Regions from separate parts of the Homo sapiens genome. Here region 2 is linked to region 1. Evidence: chromatin loops called from intact Hi-C (ENCODE). Cell type or tissue: mammary epithelial cell. All regions are shown on one strand. Links, peaks and the distances in the headings refer to the core of each region. The heading gives the core; the rest is flanking DNA.

The links. Hi-C counts contacts between places; a loop is a spot of excess contacts. Peaks named below come from ENCODE experiments on the same cell type or tissue, not always from the same donor. Only the 100,000 strongest peaks of a DNase experiment are listed, where the experiment ranks them.
Region 2: a loop joins it to region 1, with 34 times the contacts of the local background. A loop is called at or near these places in 2 of 110 quality-filtered maps.

What each region holds. Positions count from the first base shown.
Region 1 is chr12:90,248,719-90,257,289 of GRCh38, reverse strand. It overlaps LOC105369892 (a long non-coding RNA gene), which reads right to left and starts at 3,465. Exons shown (of 3, transcript XR_945183.1): 1 at 3,310-3,465; 2 at 786-898. In mammary epithelial cell, for the core only: a CTCF peak has its summit at 3,220; a DNase peak (open chromatin) is centred at 3,339; H3K27ac peaks cover 1,681 bases.
Region 2 is chr12:90,005,970-90,014,540 of GRCh38, reverse strand. All of the region lies in intron 7 of LOC105369890 (a long non-coding RNA gene), which reads right to left. Among named protein-coding and RNA genes, the nearest start is that of LINC02399, 63 kb to the right of the region's middle. In mammary epithelial cell, for the core only: CTCF peaks have their summits at 925 and 4,262; no DNase peak of the experiment used is centred there.

The sequences.
Region 1 (8,571 bases), core at 123-8,122:
AGCTTAGACTTTATTTCATTTGGGAGCCACTGGAGGGTTATAGATTGAAGGGTGCCATAATTGGATTTGCATTCCAAAAACTTTGTAACCACATTTACCTGGGCCCTTTATAAACTGACCTTAATGTACATTTCTAGATTCCTCTATTGTTTTTTTTCCTTCATACATTTTGTCTTGTAACTCCAGTATTCCAGTACCTAGTGTTGTGCTGGAAAACCAACTCTGTGGAAACAAAACCCTGTTTTGTAGCTGTAGCCAATTTCGGTGGTGTAAATACTTCCACGATAGCTCATTTCAAGCTATCAACAATTTAACAGCTAACTTGCAAAATTCCTGAATATTTAACAATCAGCTCTTGAGAGTCCATTTCAGCAGGACTCAACCCAAATATCTTGACCTTCTGAAGCTCAACAGGTCTTTACATGACATGCCTTTCAGTATCCTGTGTTTTTTGCCTGCAAAACCTAGCCATTATAGAGCTGATGGTTATAAAAACAGAATCTTTGGATTCAGATGGACATGGATTCGAACTTCAGCTTTGTAAATCAGTCATGTGATCTTAGGAAAAGGCCCTAACTCTCTAAACCTCTGTTATCCCATTTATAATATAGGAGTGGTAACAGTTCCTACTTCAGGGTGTTGTTACACAAGAATCAAATAATATTTAAGAAGCATTCAGCAGAGTACTTGAGATATTATTTTATGTACTTCATAAGAACCTTATTTTACTCATCTACTCACTTCTATTAGGAGTTGGGGAAAGCTGTGAAGTTTGTAAAGTTTACCTTTTGGTAGCCTGTCTTTCAAGAAGTAGGACTCCTGCCTGAGACAGAGATACCTCTATGATGCCTTCTGGGATCCACACAAGAATCTTTGCCTTTCGTGTGGAAAATAATTACTAAATGATAGAAGATATATTTGATATATTATATAAGATAAATTTGATATATTACATAAGGTAAATAATGGCTTAAAGTATGAGCATTTATTTTATAATAGAGTTTTTTGATGAAAGACTTTATGACTCCAGCAGTAGACATTTCTTGCCACTGGATTTTATCCTGCTATCCTGCTATAAAAAATTTTGTGATTTTTTTTTTTCTTACAAGCAACCACTTGAGCTAAGTAACTAAGTCTTAGCCTCCTCCTGTTGGTTTTTATTCACTGGAATCCTATAGACACTTCATCTTAATGTTTAGTTGTATTACCATGAAAAAATAGCTTCATTCGTTGACAACTAAAGGTGTTGGTTCTCATGACAGCTTTATTCTATCTTTGTGACCTTGTTTAACTTCCAAACTCTCTGAGACTTCCCACATTGGAATGAATTCAGAGTCTATATCTGCTCTAAAATTCAATGGTTATATATTTTAAAATATTTATAAACCCCGAAAACACCTCCAAAGCCAACAGGAAAAAATACATTTGGCACTATTCTTGTGAGATTACTATAAACTGAGGCCTCTACAGCAAATCAAAGGAGAGTATTGAGGCAATTGTATGAATAATTAAAAAGCAAATTAAAATAAAGCAAAACAAGAGCTTGCATTTCTAAAGGTATCAGAATTCATGTAATTTATAGTCTTCTTTAGAAATCACTAGAACTACAGTGTGTTCTGTACTCATGTTTAGGAAATCATCAAAGTGGCATTTTCCTTTAAATTCAGGTTTTTAGGGGAGATCCTATATCAAAATCTTGCTTACAGAAATAGGACAATATCAAGTCAAATGTGTATAAAAGCAATCCAGGTCTACTTGTTAATTTACTAGTCAAATTTTGAAAGATATTTAAGAATACTAGAAATAAATCCATCAGATCAGATGACTGTATTCTATCATTCCTTTAAATGTATTCTGCCCTTGGCCAGGTATGGTGACTCATGCCTGTAATCCTAGTACTTTGGGAGGCTGAGGCAGGAGGATCACTTGAGGACAAGAATTCAAGACCAGCCTGGACAACAAAGTAAGACCCTGTCTCTACAAAAATTTAAAAAATAAAATAAATAAACTGTTAAAAATGTATTGTATTCTAATCAGTGTATTTATGAATCTAAAACCTCATACAAGTGCCTGCCTTAAAGTATGCATCCAATGTACCCCAATATTTTTAACTCAAAGATTGACATTGCAATGTTCTAAATTATCTCTATATATTGCCAACACATTTAGTTAGAGAAGCTGTAAGTTAGTTCCTGAAAGGGAATATGCAGGGTATAATGTTCCCTGTGCAGTGTAACCAATAGGCCAGTGGTATTTGAACTGCTATAGTGGTTTTATATCTCTCTTCAGCAAAGCAGGGCTTGAATCCAGAAAGAGATTGCAGCTTACTATTAAGTATTTTATACCAGCTGGTGAAATATCCATGACCAGGATCAAAGGAATTTTATACTTGCATATATTTCAGATGGCAATAAGTAATAAGCCCCCAACATTGCTTGTTATCTCCAATTGCTAACCCAGAAATAAATTATAAAATATATTTTCTGGCATGTTTCACAGCTCTGGCGATTAGCAAATCTGCATTATGGAACATGTGCAATTTAAATTATCAATCACATTTTTCTTTATTGGGCCTTGCACATCTATGATTAGTTCAAGAATAAGAACCATCAAAATTGAAAGAGAATTTTAAAATGTATAGAGTTTAAAATCCTGCATATTGAAAAGTACATGCCCATAAAGCAGGGACAAATGATTTAATAAATCCCCCATCCATATTTTTTCACTTGCATTATTTCCCTTATTCTGTAATTCCTAAAAGATGAAAATTATCTTTTAGATTCTCTGAAACTTGCAACATCTCCCAGGACAGCATCTTCACAGTCCCAGCTGACTCTTATATGTTGATTTTAGAGTTAGTTCATTAATTAAGCACTAGTCTCATCTGAAGTGCACAGCAATTAGGATGCCAAGGACCGCTTTATGGAGATGCAAGTGCATGAGTACATCTGTAACATATTCTTGTCTGGATTCCTGAAAAGTCTAGAATCTTCTTTAAAAAGAAAAACATTTTTTTTCTCACATTGTTGCCTTGATGCTCTATTGATCAACCAAGACAATTAAATGATTCATGTTGCTGGAAAAAAACTCTGCTAAATATGGCTGGCTGCTTTTCTATCCAGAAAAGTCCACAGAGGCCATGAAAGGCTGCTCTGATATATCCAGGCACTTTTCCACGAGAGGGTGAGAAAACTCCACCCATCTCATAGAAATGCTTAACTTGGCCTTGGGGTGGCACTGGACCCCAGATGGATTTAGCAATGAGACCAGAATAGCCACCACAAGCCTTTGAACAGGCCCCAGCTGTACCTGTTGCCACGGGTGAACCGGAAAACCCACATGACTGAGGTCTTCCGGTGGTTTGACATGCTCTCCTCAGGCTTTACTGGAGAGGTGTGACTCAGCTGTGAGCCACGGCCAGGCCTTCCTCAATCCTAAGGGAAGAATCAAAGAGAGAGAACTGAATGTTTGCTAACGCAACTGCCATCTGCCACCGTTAAGTCTTATGGTGACAGAGTGCACGTTAATGCCAGATAGACTGAGAACACACACCATCTGTTCATTGCCCTGAAATAAAATTAACTAGGTCATCTGGATTTGGAAGCCTATCTGGAATTGTTGACATCTATTCCCAACCTTGAGGATGGAAACTTTTCCCCTTCTTACATCATTCAAATTACCCAGATAAATATTTTCACTCTAATCCTCCTAGCGGAGAAAGTAAATAGATAATATATTGATAACAATTTACGTGTTACCAACGAATAAAGGATTTTCTAGCCCCTACATTATTATATTTGTAAGCAATTAATATTAAAAATTGCTATCCAACTGAATCCTTTCTACAAGGAAAAATGTATAATAAATTTAATTTCAAGAAGAATGTGCAAACTCTGCGTGGCCTTCAGTCTTTGTTGACGAGCTAACGAGATGCAAATTTCTTGGCTTCCAGGCATTCAGACTAAAAAGGAGAAGTAAAGAGCTATGAAACATTTTGCTGCTGTTTACTAAAAGATGATAGGACTGTGGCAACTAAATCTTGGAAATGACTGAAGGAGTGGTAAAAATATTTTTTTCTTCAAAAGAGTGGTGCAAAAAAGCTCTAATTCCATTTCTGCACAGAAAAACCTGCCTCTGATCTCCCTACTCAGTATCTCACCTTCCAATCAACCCCTCTTATTCTGTTCTCATATTTTTCAGTCTAGTATTGGTCCCGGTCAGTACTGGTGTAGTAGTGAATTTCAGATGGAAAGACGATACAGGAAAGAAAATAGAATAAATTATTACTTTTAGTTCTTTATGTTAGCACTTAACGGAAATACAGCTTTCTTAAAGAATGCTCTTTGAAAGTTTCTATTTCCAAGAGTCAATCTAAATTAAATTACAAGAGAAGTTACTGCTTTTAAGAGTTATGGGTATCAATAACAGGAAATAACACAGTTCATTTAGACAAACTATAATGTGCTGGCTTGAAATAAATCTAGTGAAGCTATCCTTAGGTCCCAAGAGAGTCAAGTTTTAAAATGACCTTCCCTGAGCTGGATTATTGACTAACCTCTGTTACTGGCAATATCTGGGAGCAGAAATTTCTCTAGCCTCTGCTTATGCCTTAAATTTTTAGTAATTTGAAGAGAATATGTCCTCAGCCAATTCCTAAATTCATAATGAGTGATTATATGTTTACCATTAAATTTAAAGTTTTGAAAAAGCAAGGAGATATACAGTGTAATGCCTTGTGTTTATATCTAGTTAGATAAATAAGATATAAAAACTATGCATAAAAATATGACAAAAATACCAAATTATGTGAAATGTGCCAAAGAAAAGGCACCCTGACTCTGCAATCTAAAGTAGGCCCCCAATATTCTTTCACAGGGTACCTTATATTTCCCCTTCATAGCTTCAACCACTGTCTATATAGTATTTATTTCTAGTTTCTCTGAATATATGTGTCCCTACCTCACACTCATTCCTAGCTTCTTGAGGATAGGTACTATATAGGATTGTATTCATTGCTTAATTCTATTGCCTTAAACAGTGGCTGAAATATGGTGAGTGTTCTATATTTGGTGAAACAATTTTTGAAATACACCATATTCATGGTCTAGTGGGATATAATAAAACTTAAACAGATTATAGTAACTTCCCCTCCTTCACTGACTTATTTATTTATTCAACAAGTTTGTTGAGCAGATGCTATGTCAATCTTGCCTTTAGTGATATAGATATATATTATGAATAAAATGCATAAAACTACTTGCCACGTGGATCTCACAGTGGAGAAGATCATTATTAATCAGACTCTAAAAGTACATAATTATAGGTAAACATATAATTTGTAAAATGTAATGGTATTAAGGACTAAAATAATAACGGAGATTTGACATACTCTTAGGGATTAGGGAATGGAGAAGGAATACATGCATGTAAATAAGCAAGGAAATTATGATTTTTAGGAATAAGAGACCAACTGAGAAGAAACAACATGTGTTTCATCCAAGTTTCACAGAGAAGTAGAGCTGGTTTTGGGTGTTAATTCCTCTTGTCCTTCACAGCACAATTATGTACAAGCACAGAGGCATTTAATGGTGCTTGAAGTTAATAGGCGAACAGTTGAATGTTGTAATTCTCAAGATGTATCGTTTTCAAATAACTTGAGCATTAGGTCTTTCAATTTTTAAATTTTACTTTTTAAAATTTGTTATTTTTCTAATTAAATATATTTACATTATGTCATGTTCATTTTTGCAACCATTCAATATAGCATAGATTATACTTTGGATGCTTAAGAAGAATCAAGAGTCAAAATTTCTTTAAGAAATTAATTTTATATCTCTTTTTAAAACTGCAGAAATAAAAGCAACCACAAAATAGACTGCAGGAAGGAAAGTAAAATTAACAGAATCATATTGTTTCTAAATAAACTACTGTTAAAGATTTTTCCAGAAGAGAATCTCACTCTTTAAAAAAATTATCATGTAGAGATAATGGTAGAATTTTATTCCATGAATGATATGTTTATTTATTACATATTCATTAAATATTTAGTAGAGGGGATTAAATTGGGAAATATTTCCATTTAAAAGCTACTTATTTATAGAGTTACTATTATTGTTTCAAAAGGCAGCATGTCAAAAATTACAGCAAAAAAAAAAATGAGTATGTTTATTTGGAAGCCAGAACCACACACTATCAAAGCCAATAAAATTGGGCAATGACCACAAACTCAGTTTCAAAGCTGAGATTCTGAGTGCTTGGGTTGTGGCAGTTATGATTTCCTGAATAAGACTTTGTGCTGGGTCCAGAATTCACTCTCTCTGACCTTCAGCCAAGAAAGGAAGTAGCGTGGGTGACCACGTTCAACACTTGCTCTGGGGATTTCTTTCTAGCCAAAGCTAAAAGGAGGCTATAACTGGGTAGCCAGGCCTGTCCTTAGCACATTCTGTATTTAGATGGCTTACTTAAACCCATTAGCAGCAATATGACCCTGCCCTATGCCCCTACAGACTTCCGAAAAGAAAAAAAAAAATAACATTGGGGCAGGGTGTTGGCTATGGAGCCAACACAAAGAGGGATGAAGAGGGGAAGAGAGAGAGGAAGGAAGAGAGGCCTTATTTATGTCTATGGGATTAGGAATCAAATAGACCAGAATTAAAACTCCAGCTCTTCTGTTTACTAGTGGTTTACTTCTAGTTAAATTGCATGCCCAGTCTGAACTTCAAGTTTTTAGTTGCGGAAAGTGTATACAGCAGTCACTACTTTAGAAAGTGGTTTTCAGTACCTGGCAGAGAGGAAACACTCAATAAATCGTCGTTTTTGTTAATGCTGTTATTATTGCTTTTGTTATGTCATCTACAGTAGGGGGAACAGGGATAAAATGCTGTTTCTCGGGAGGCTTCAAACATGCCATTGTGTGTTTGTGTGTGTGCCGCCTCTAAACCACCAGTATTCACCTCAATCAACCCTCCCCAATTTTAATTTGGATCCTTCAGGTAAAAAGCAAAGGAGCTATTCAGCACAGGAAAGGTTGAGCAATCTGCCCTAGGACTAATCTTCCCAACAGGCACTCCCATAGATGAACTGTTTCCCATCAGATAGTTGCCAGGCATGCCCCGAACGTTTTTATTTCTTAAAGTAATTTGAGTAGGTTCCTCGGGGGAGACACATTTTTAAAAAACCTTTTTTAACTAAGGCAATCCTTGCTCTCGAGCTAGTTTTAATACACCTTTGTAAAGAGCTCTTAAAAGCTCTAACCAGTTCATCAGAACGAAGATAAGTGCAGCTTAAACACATCATACCAAATAAATAAATAAAAGTAACATAAACAGAGAAAAAAAACAAGTTCTTAACAGTGCAACTTGAAAATTAATTATAGCACAACATAGAAAATAAAAATAACCTGGATACACAATTTCCTTCCAAAATAAAATTTTGCATATTGGACACAAAGTCACATGCTTCTGAGAATTGGGGGAGTTTTATTATTTCCTATGAAATTGACAAGATACAACAAGATATTTGCTTTTTTGATATCAGTATACTATGCTTCCAGGGAAGTTTTCTAAAAAGAAATATTTTAAACCAAAAAAGCTATACTTATTTTTTGGATTTTAAAAAAATGCACTTTCTCTGACAAGTGAGTAAAAAGGATATTCCCAAAAAAACCCGAGAAGAAAGGCAAATAAGTTTTACCCTCACAGAAGAAATGAAATTCACAATACGGAGGGGTAGGGCAAGAATTTACATCTTCCTGTCATTTTGAATTTGTCAAAGAGGGGGAAGACAACCAACTTCAGCTGTTAACATCAACTTCCCTCATCTTCCTATAAGTTTTTGAAAAGACCTATTTCATAGAATGTCTCTTTACTACTATTTCAAATTGAAGGTTTGTACTGAGAGAGTTTCCTTTTGGGATTCAGACAGCTCCCCAAATACAATATACCTCACAAAGTCTCAGGTATTGACCAAAGGAGACTATATGTCTTTCTTAATCCTGCTTTAGCTAGAACTGTTGTCCTATGGTGTTCCCTACTACACAATACTGTGTCCTTATATGGTAGGAATGATCACTATCCTTATGTTACACCACTATTTCATGCATGTACTCATTTACTCAACCAGTCTTACTAAGCATCTACTATGTTCCAGGAACTGTGCATATTAAGTAGATGGTTGTTGTAGCTATGGGAATAATAATAAAACAGTGTAGTGATGATGACTTATTTTGATTAAAATACTAGTAGAATTTGCTAATGGATTTTACATGCTGATTAAGAGGGAAGAGAGTTATCAAGAATGATCTCTACACATTTTGCATGAGGGATAGCTAGCAGTATCATTACTTCAAATGTAGAATATCACCAGAAGGGAGTGGGCTTGAGTGTTTGGGAAAACAAAAGTTCTGTTTTGTACCTGCTAAACTTGACCTGTTAGGTAAATAGGCTTGTATGTCTAGTAGGCAGTTGGATAAACGACTAACGTGCTTATGGGATATTCAGGGTTAGAAAGATAAATTTGGGAATCCTTTGCCTATAGATAGTGTTAAAAGCCATGAAATGAGATAAGATCATA
Region 2 (8,571 bases), core at 179-8,178, 240 kb after region 1:
CTTTCCCTGTTATACAGCTCAGAGAAGCTAAAGTTTCCTGCTTATGGTCTCAGGGCAGACCTGGTATTTGAACCTATACCTGATTCCAAAACCCATATATATATATATTTTTTTTCCACTGTCTACTATAAAGATTCCAGAGCTTCTCCAAGTCAAAGGCCAAAAAGGAGAAACAATAGCTACTTACAGATCTTCATTTATCCTGTGAAATAATATTTCCTTTAATATTAATAACTGTGCGTGACAGAACTAAATATCACTCTAAGAAATTTCTCTTCTCTCAGATCTTTTAACTAAAGACACCAGGGAATAACAACCCAAATATATGAACAAAAGCTATTAAGAAGGAATACACACACACACACAGACAACATCTGATATCCAGCCAGGATACACAGGAGAGAGTATAAAGTTTCCTGGAGCTTCATTAAGTTGCTCAGTGCATCACTTTTTTTCCATATTCATAAAGTACACCAATCCTAAAGGATATGATGTCCATTTCTGCTTCTGACAGGGTGACCTTGCAGACTGAGGCCTCCAGCAGGGGAGCAAGCTTCAGGAGAAGAATCCTCATTATTTGGTAAGGCTAAGACTTTGTGTGTTAGGTTCATATGAATAACTTATGGCTGTACAGCCTCATGAACAGAGGCCTGGACACGGCTGACATCACAGCATCATACACCGAATCCTGGTCCACCCTCCCGGGAGAAAATGGAATATTTGCTCATTTCACATTTCACCAAGACAGACTCTTCAACTATTTATAAGTTGAACAGAAATTTCCACCACTTCAGCTGACACAACTGGCTCTACCTAGTAACTGATAAAAGAGATCCAACCAGAGCCTTTAGGAAGCTAGCTTTGGCAAAAGCCAGTAGCAGCAGGGAAAGAGACAAGGTCTGCACCAAGGGACATCCTCCTCCAGTAGGTGCTGCTCTCTTCCTCCTCATTCACTCTTCACCACCACCACCACAACTAAGACCCTACATTTACAGCTTGTCTAGAATAGGTTTTGCTAATAACTTGGCAAACATACCTGTAGATAGATGCCTGTCTCTTATTAATACTTACTAAGGACTCACTGAAATTGACATTGATTAATATCACAGTGTCCTTATTCTGAAATAAAGGCTATCCCTCTAATTCAGTCCTATTCAATTCAAAACAGATGCATTGAGGACCGTCCATGTACTGGTTCTGGCAATTTAAAGATTAATAAAGTTAAGTCCTTGCACTCCAGATGCTTAAAACTTGGAGAAGAGTAGACACATAAAGAGAAAATATTGACTAGGATAATTGCTCTGCCACAGGAAAGCTCAGGGGCCACTAGCAAGCAGAGGAGGGCACTTAACTCAGGCTGGAGGATTATTTTATTGATAACACATGGAGACCCAATGCTGCATACATTTCCCATTTTACTTAATTCTCACAACAATTCTCCCCATGAGGCTACTCCTTATTAGCCTAATTTTTTAGGTAAGGAGACCCGGTTCAGAGAGATTAAATGATTTGCTCAATCTGACACAGCAAGTGGCAGATATAAGAGTCAAACAGTCCAGTCTAACCACAAAGCCAGTCACTTGCTTACAACAGTGTATTGCCTCTCAATGGCAATTTGCAAAGTTTAATGTTCATGGTTATATTTATTTATTATTCAAAAAATATTTGCTGATTGTCTACTATGTTCATGGGATACAAGGCAAGGGTAACAACTGTACTGGTCCTGAACTTCTTGTGCTTGCCTTTCAAGATCATCAAAAACAAAGAGTTTGAAGGAGATACATCAGTCAGTTATTCTGGAAATATTCATAAATATTATAGTGCAGTGTTATGGACCAGAACATGCTTGATTCTGAGACTATGAATTGGTTTAAAAAAGAAAGTCTGTGTCCTCATGGAATTTGTAGTCTAGAAAAATATGCAAATAAATACACATTGCATTGAAGGTGGTAAGGGCTTTAAAGAAAAATAAAATAAAGTATTAGAAATCATGGATGAGGGATTGAGGGTAGAACTTGGCATTTTGAATTGAAAGCTCCTCTGAGAATCCAAGGAAAAACCTGAATAAGGAGAAGAAATCATTATTTATTATTAGGGGATAATCTATGTGAAGAATATGCATAGCCAGGCAGAAGCAACAGCAAGTGCAACAGCTCCAAGGCAGGAACTCATTTAGAGTTTACCAAGAATGGTAAGAGGCCAGATTACAGTCAGAGAGGTTGAAAGCAATACAAGACGGGTGGAAAATCAAAGGCTAAATCATCCAGGACCTTGTTGGCTATGTAAGGGGTTCCATTTTCTTGTCAAGGCAAAGGGAAACCACTGGAGAACTTTGAATAGGGGGAGCGACATGTTCTGATTAACTTTTTAACTTCACTCTGGTTGCCATATGGAGAACCGATTATGGGGGCACATGAGTAGAAGACCAATTAGAAGTCTATTATACAAGCCTAAATTTAAGATGATGGTGGGTTAAACTAAAGAGGAAATGCAGAGGTTGTCAGATTGGGGATCTATTTTTCATAGTAGTGCTGACAGACTAGATTAGATGTGGGCTGTGAGGAAAAGACAGAGGAGCAAATGCACTTGAATTCCTGGAACAGTGCCTATACAGAGTTTATACTCAACATGTGGAAATTCCATCCCTTTCTCTTGAAACTCAACATGGTTTACTTGGGGAAAATAAGTCACACACATAACTAGGCACAGGGTCTATGAGAGTGGCCCTAACATAAGTCAAACTTCAGGGCTACAACACAGCCATGAGAAAGTAGATGAGAATCTACCTCAATTGCTTCAATCAAACTAGTAAGTATCCTCTATTTGCTCTCAAATAAATGAAGTGGAAGAATTCCTAAAAGAATTCTGGTTATACCAAGTGTGAAGGAACTCCTATTCTTGGTGGAAGTGCCTGTTGCTTATTATAGGTAGAAGTTTTACAATAGATAAAATTGTAAAACTTATATTGCTTTCTAAGATAAGTCTTCACAGAATTCCCTGAGGCTAGGACAGATCTTCTTATTAGAGCCTTTTAACACTCCTGTATCTTTCCATCATGGCTCTTTTCAGTTTGAAATTTGATATGCAGTTATGTAATATTTGATTAATATCTGTTCCTCCCTCACCTGCCATCCCATTCTTCCTAACCTTGAAACAGTTTGCCTAGAAAAAAAGCATATAGGCATTCAAAACTTTTTGTTGGAAAACTGAAAAATGTGTTTAAAATATATTTTATTCACAAAGAGAGCAAATAACCTATGAAGAAAAAATGGAATGACATTTCATAAAGGATAGGCATTTAATTCCATTTTTAAAATTCTATTTATAATCACTAGTTATCTTCACAGCAATACATAGGATTCACTTCAAAAGAACCAAAACTGGCATGGGGAAATTACTTCTAAAGAGCCATCTTGAACTTTAGGCCATAATAAAAGTTTGTTTTCTGACCTGACATAGTGGCTTACACTTGTAATCCTAGCACTTTGGGAGGCCGAGGCAGGTGGATCACCTGAGGTCAGGAATTTGAGAACAGCCTGGCCAACATGGTGAAACCCCATCTCTACTAAAAATACAAAAGATTAGCCAGGCATGGTGGCACACACCTGTAATTCCAGCTTGGGAGGCTGAGGCAAGAGAATCACTTGGACCCAGGAGGCAGAGGTTGCAGTTAGCTGGGATGGCATCACTGCACGCCAGCCTGGGCGACAGAGCAAGACTCTGTCTCAACAACAACAACAAAAAAAACAAAAAACAAACAAACAAAAAAGTATGAGATGCATTTAGAATTCATTGGGTATAATCTGGCCTATATAGCCAGATGACATGTGCCTCACCTGGATTACAGTAGTCACCTCCTAACTGTTGTCCTTGCTTCAACCTTACCCTCTTGCTGACTATTGTCAACAGAGCGGCCAGGCTGATACTTTTGGACTAGAAGCTACTTCGCTGCATCTCTCCCCAACTCATTCAGAATAAATGTCAACATCCTTACAGTGGTCTCCAATGCCTTTATCATTTAGGGCCCTGGAAAAAAATAGGTGACACAATTAAACTGGTCATCAAGGAAAGTTTAAGCCTTAGTCCATTCAGGCTGCTGTAACAAATTACCATAGACAGGATATCCTATAAACAATATAAACTCATTTCTTACAGTTCTGGAGACTAGGGGGCCAGGAAATCCAAGATCAAGGAGCTAGCAGATTCTGTGTCTGGTGAGGACTCACCCACTACTTCATAGATGTTGCCTTCTCGCGGCACCCTCACATGGTGAAGGGGAAAACTAGCTTTCTGAGACATCTTTTATAAGGGCAAACTAATCCAATTCATGACAGCTTCACCCTCATGACCTAATCAGCTCCCGAAGTCTCCACCTCTTAATATTTTTGTGTTGGGGATTATGTTTCAACCTATGCACTTTAGGGGGACAAAAACATTCAAACCCTAACAGAGAACGTTTACAAAGGTGAGGATGAGCATTTAAAAAATCATATATACATGGTGTGCTACTCTGAGGCTAGCAACAGTGTGAAGCTTTTATCAATGGCAAAGAGAAATGAATGGATCTGGGGAAGCAAATGAAAAACGTTCAGCATAAAGCCCTATGTGATCTGCCCTCGCCTCTTCTGTGTTCCTTCCGCTGCCGTCGCCCTAGCACCTTGATATATCTTGACACACTCCAGGCACTGTACAACTTGGGAATCTTTACATTTGCTGTTCCCTCTGCTTAGAACACTTTTTCTCTAAATATCCACATAGCACACTAACTTACTTACTTCAAGCTCAAATATCACCTTCTCAATGCAACCTACTTGAAAAGCCTATTTAAAATCATAAAACTTCTCCTCTAACATCCCAATCCCCTTAACCCTCTTCTTTCTACCTTTTCCCCATTTCATTTATCACACACTGTTACACGTATATATAATTTTATACTATATTATTTAATTTTTATTACACCTATTGTCAATTGTCAGCATCCCCTTCTCCCTCAATAAAATATAAGATCCAAAGAAGTGATGTTTGTTTTTTTTTAATTGATACAGTCTAAGTGCCTAGAATTAGGGCAGAATGCATAAACAAATAGAGGAAAATAATCATCTTATGTGCAGTGTCCAAATGTTCTCACATGGAATCTTGTTTATAAACACCAGTAGAAACAGATATATTAAAACCTAACAGTGCTGCTTCCTACCCCATTTTCAAAAGGTCGATTAAGTCCAACCAAATGTTGAATGAATTTCTATCCCACCAAAAGCAGTTTATTGTAAAACCGTACCTGAATGGAAGCTCTTCTTTTACATTTCATTAAACTACCTCCAAATGACAGAGAGCCAAAGACTATGTTCCCTTGAATCTGAGCTCTTTCCTCATAGATGTAATGAGCGTCTGAAACATTTGCTATACTCTATGAAACCTCTAAGAATCCTCAGGAAGGAATACAACAAAGTTCCTATCAGGAGGTGCTTAATTGTGCTGAAGGACAAATAAAATCACATAGTGTGTATTGCATATCTTGGTAATGTCTCAAAGAAAGTCATGGACTTGTACAGTTGGAAGAACTTGAAGAGCTCTCACTTTACAGGCAAGGAAACTGAAGTCTCAAGAAGTCCAGGGTTTTGGTCATAGTCACACTACACAGCAAGCAAGTGGCCTGCATGAAACGTAGAAACCAGGTCCCCACCTGGGTCCAGCCTGGACCAGGACTCTCCGGCCATATGGGGAAGTAAAATTTTAAAAACTGAGAGACCAAAGACCTTTGAAATGATTCTATTTATGCATGTTTTCAATCTATGTTTAACTAGAATGGAAAGACTTGGAACTAAAATAAAATGTTTATCCACATAAATATATGAGAAAGGTATATTACACCAAACATACATGATGAAACAATGATTGTTCTAAAAATTCCTTTATATGGACAAATATGTGTCTAATAGATTTATGAGGGTAATAAAACTGGGTACTGCAGAACTACAGTGAGGAAAAGTACTTTCCAATCAGGCTTCCCACGAATTTAAACAAGGATAGAAGTAGATAATGATCTCATCTTCCCCATCAGATCTTCCCCCACAAAGCGGGGAACTCTGGAGCTTATGCAGATGTACAAATCCTCTAGAGTTCTAAAATGAAGGCATATTTTTATAGTGTCATCGGTAGCCATAAAAGCTTTGCCAACAGTATTTATGTGCATCATGATAACATGTTTAAATGTTAGTTCAGCCTCCAATAGGAAAGTATAAGTATGTAGTGTTTAAAAGCAGAGAATTGGTCTTTTCTAAATATCTAATTTCTTTTCAAGGCAAAGGAAAAGCCTCTCTAAAATTTAGAGACAGTGTCACAATATTATATTTGAAGTCACCCAAAGTGACAAAGGGAAGACCTACCTAAGGAACCGTGGACCTCACAATAGGAAGGAACTTCCTTTAAACTCCCCATTAAAGGAATATTTTTAAAGTCTGTTAGGTATATCCTTGAAAAAGAAAGTCTCTTCAGATGTCTAGTTTTTGTACCCTTCGCTATTATGCCATTCAGCTCCTTTTATCAAATTCACAGGGGTCATGGCTTCTGAGAGGTGATGTTGTTAGATAAAGGGCCACTTCTGTAGCTCTTTGCCTTCATATGTTTCCACCTCAGGCAGTTCTTTTACAAGCCCACTCCTTGGATAAAAATCTATAGAATCAACCCAGAAAATACAAGGTGGCTTGAAACTGGAGGTTTTCTTCCTTTCTTTCTTCTAACATAAACCAGTGAATTACATGTGTGCGAACCTCAAGAACTATGACTGTGCTCATCAAAGTTAGACAATTTCATCTTAGTAAGCTGCTAGGTAGGCAAGGAAGTCACGAGAAGAATAGGTGTCTTTGGCATGAGTGCATAGAATTCAGGCAAGTCCAAATTTCACTTGATTTGGTGTGAATAGGAGGAGAAAGTATAAGATCAAATATTGGTCCAGAGAAATTGGAATATTTTTCTGCATTTAGAAAATTATCCCATAGGCTCATTCTAAACATGGTAAAAGAAGACATAGATCTCAATATTTGATTGTACATTGACCCTTATAAAATAAATGTGTTCATTTTGCAGATACTTTTCAGGTACATTTTTCTGTCACTTTGATTTGTATCGTTATGATGCCTAAGTTTTTAGAGTATGTGCCATCAAAGACTTCAATTCACAATGCTTTAAGCTGTTAGGAAAAACTTTGAGCCATTCTTCCAAAAAAGGTTTTATTAGACACATGCAATATTTTGGTAAACATTTATAGAAAGAAGCACCACAGAAAATAAGGAGCAGTACTACTGAACCAAAGGAAAGAGAAATGTTGTTAATTCATGGAAACAGTAAATGCAGTCCACTAGCGAAACTATGACAATTAAAATATATGTCCCATGCAGACAAAAACGATGTCTGTATTATTTATCATTGTGTTTCTAATGCCTAGCATAATGTTTAGCGCATTATAGTGGCTCAATAAATAATGCTTTAAAAGGAAGTGAATAGTACAATGGATGAATGAACAGTCTTTGCAATCCAAACGTAATATCCCCAGAAAATCGAAGACCAATTCATCAGAAGGCATTTCTAGCTAGATGAGAATTTCTTTAGGAGCAACACTTTCCCTTTGCTCTTAATATGCTTTCACCAAGCAGCCACATAGGCCATGATTAGTTTTCCTGAATTGTTACACTCAGGATAATAATTTGTAACTGATTATAAATTAAGAAGTTGGCTTTCTGAAAGATTAGTCATATAATCTGTGTGGGCTGAAGGAACTAGCTTTCCTAGAGTTTCTTCAGAAAAACCTGACCATATAGGTTCTTACACCCAAGGATACTCCCATTTTCAGACAGCAACATATGATGCCTGGGGTAAACAGCCAGACCACTCACTGTACAACACCATGTAAAAAGTATATTTTGCGCCTTGTAGATAATACTTTCAGCAGGAAAAGTATGTCTTCCATGAGTTCCATGCCCTGATACATTTAGGGAACTTTGGGCACTTCTTATTTCTTTAAATTTTCACAGTATAAGGACTCAATAAATGTATGTATTTGATCATCAGTAAGATACGGTGAAATATGACTTTTATTTCATCACTACAGTTTCTCCTCATAGTTAACATTGTCCAAGGGAAGAATAAAAGGAAGAGTGTATTTTATTCACAAATTATTGTTAAACCCTACTCTAATTCCACATATGCATGCATGCAAGAATTTGTTCCTTCTTTCAACTAGTATATATGATGTGTTTGTGGGCACTTGGTTAGTTTCTGCTCTGTTATTAAGCATATTGATGTGAAGAAGATGTTGGTTAATGACAGTTTACTTAATAAATTCTAGGTAACTGTATTAGGTTGCTAGGGCCGCCACAATAAAAATACCACAGGCTTGGTGGCTTAAACAACAGAAATGTATTTTCTCACAGTTCTTTAGACTAGAAGTCTAATATCAAGGTGCTAACAGGGTTGGTTTCCTCTGTTCTTGGCTTGCAGATAGATGCCTTCTTGCTGCCTCTCCATATGGCCCTTTGGTGTACATGGATCTCTTCTGCATATCCAAATTTTCTT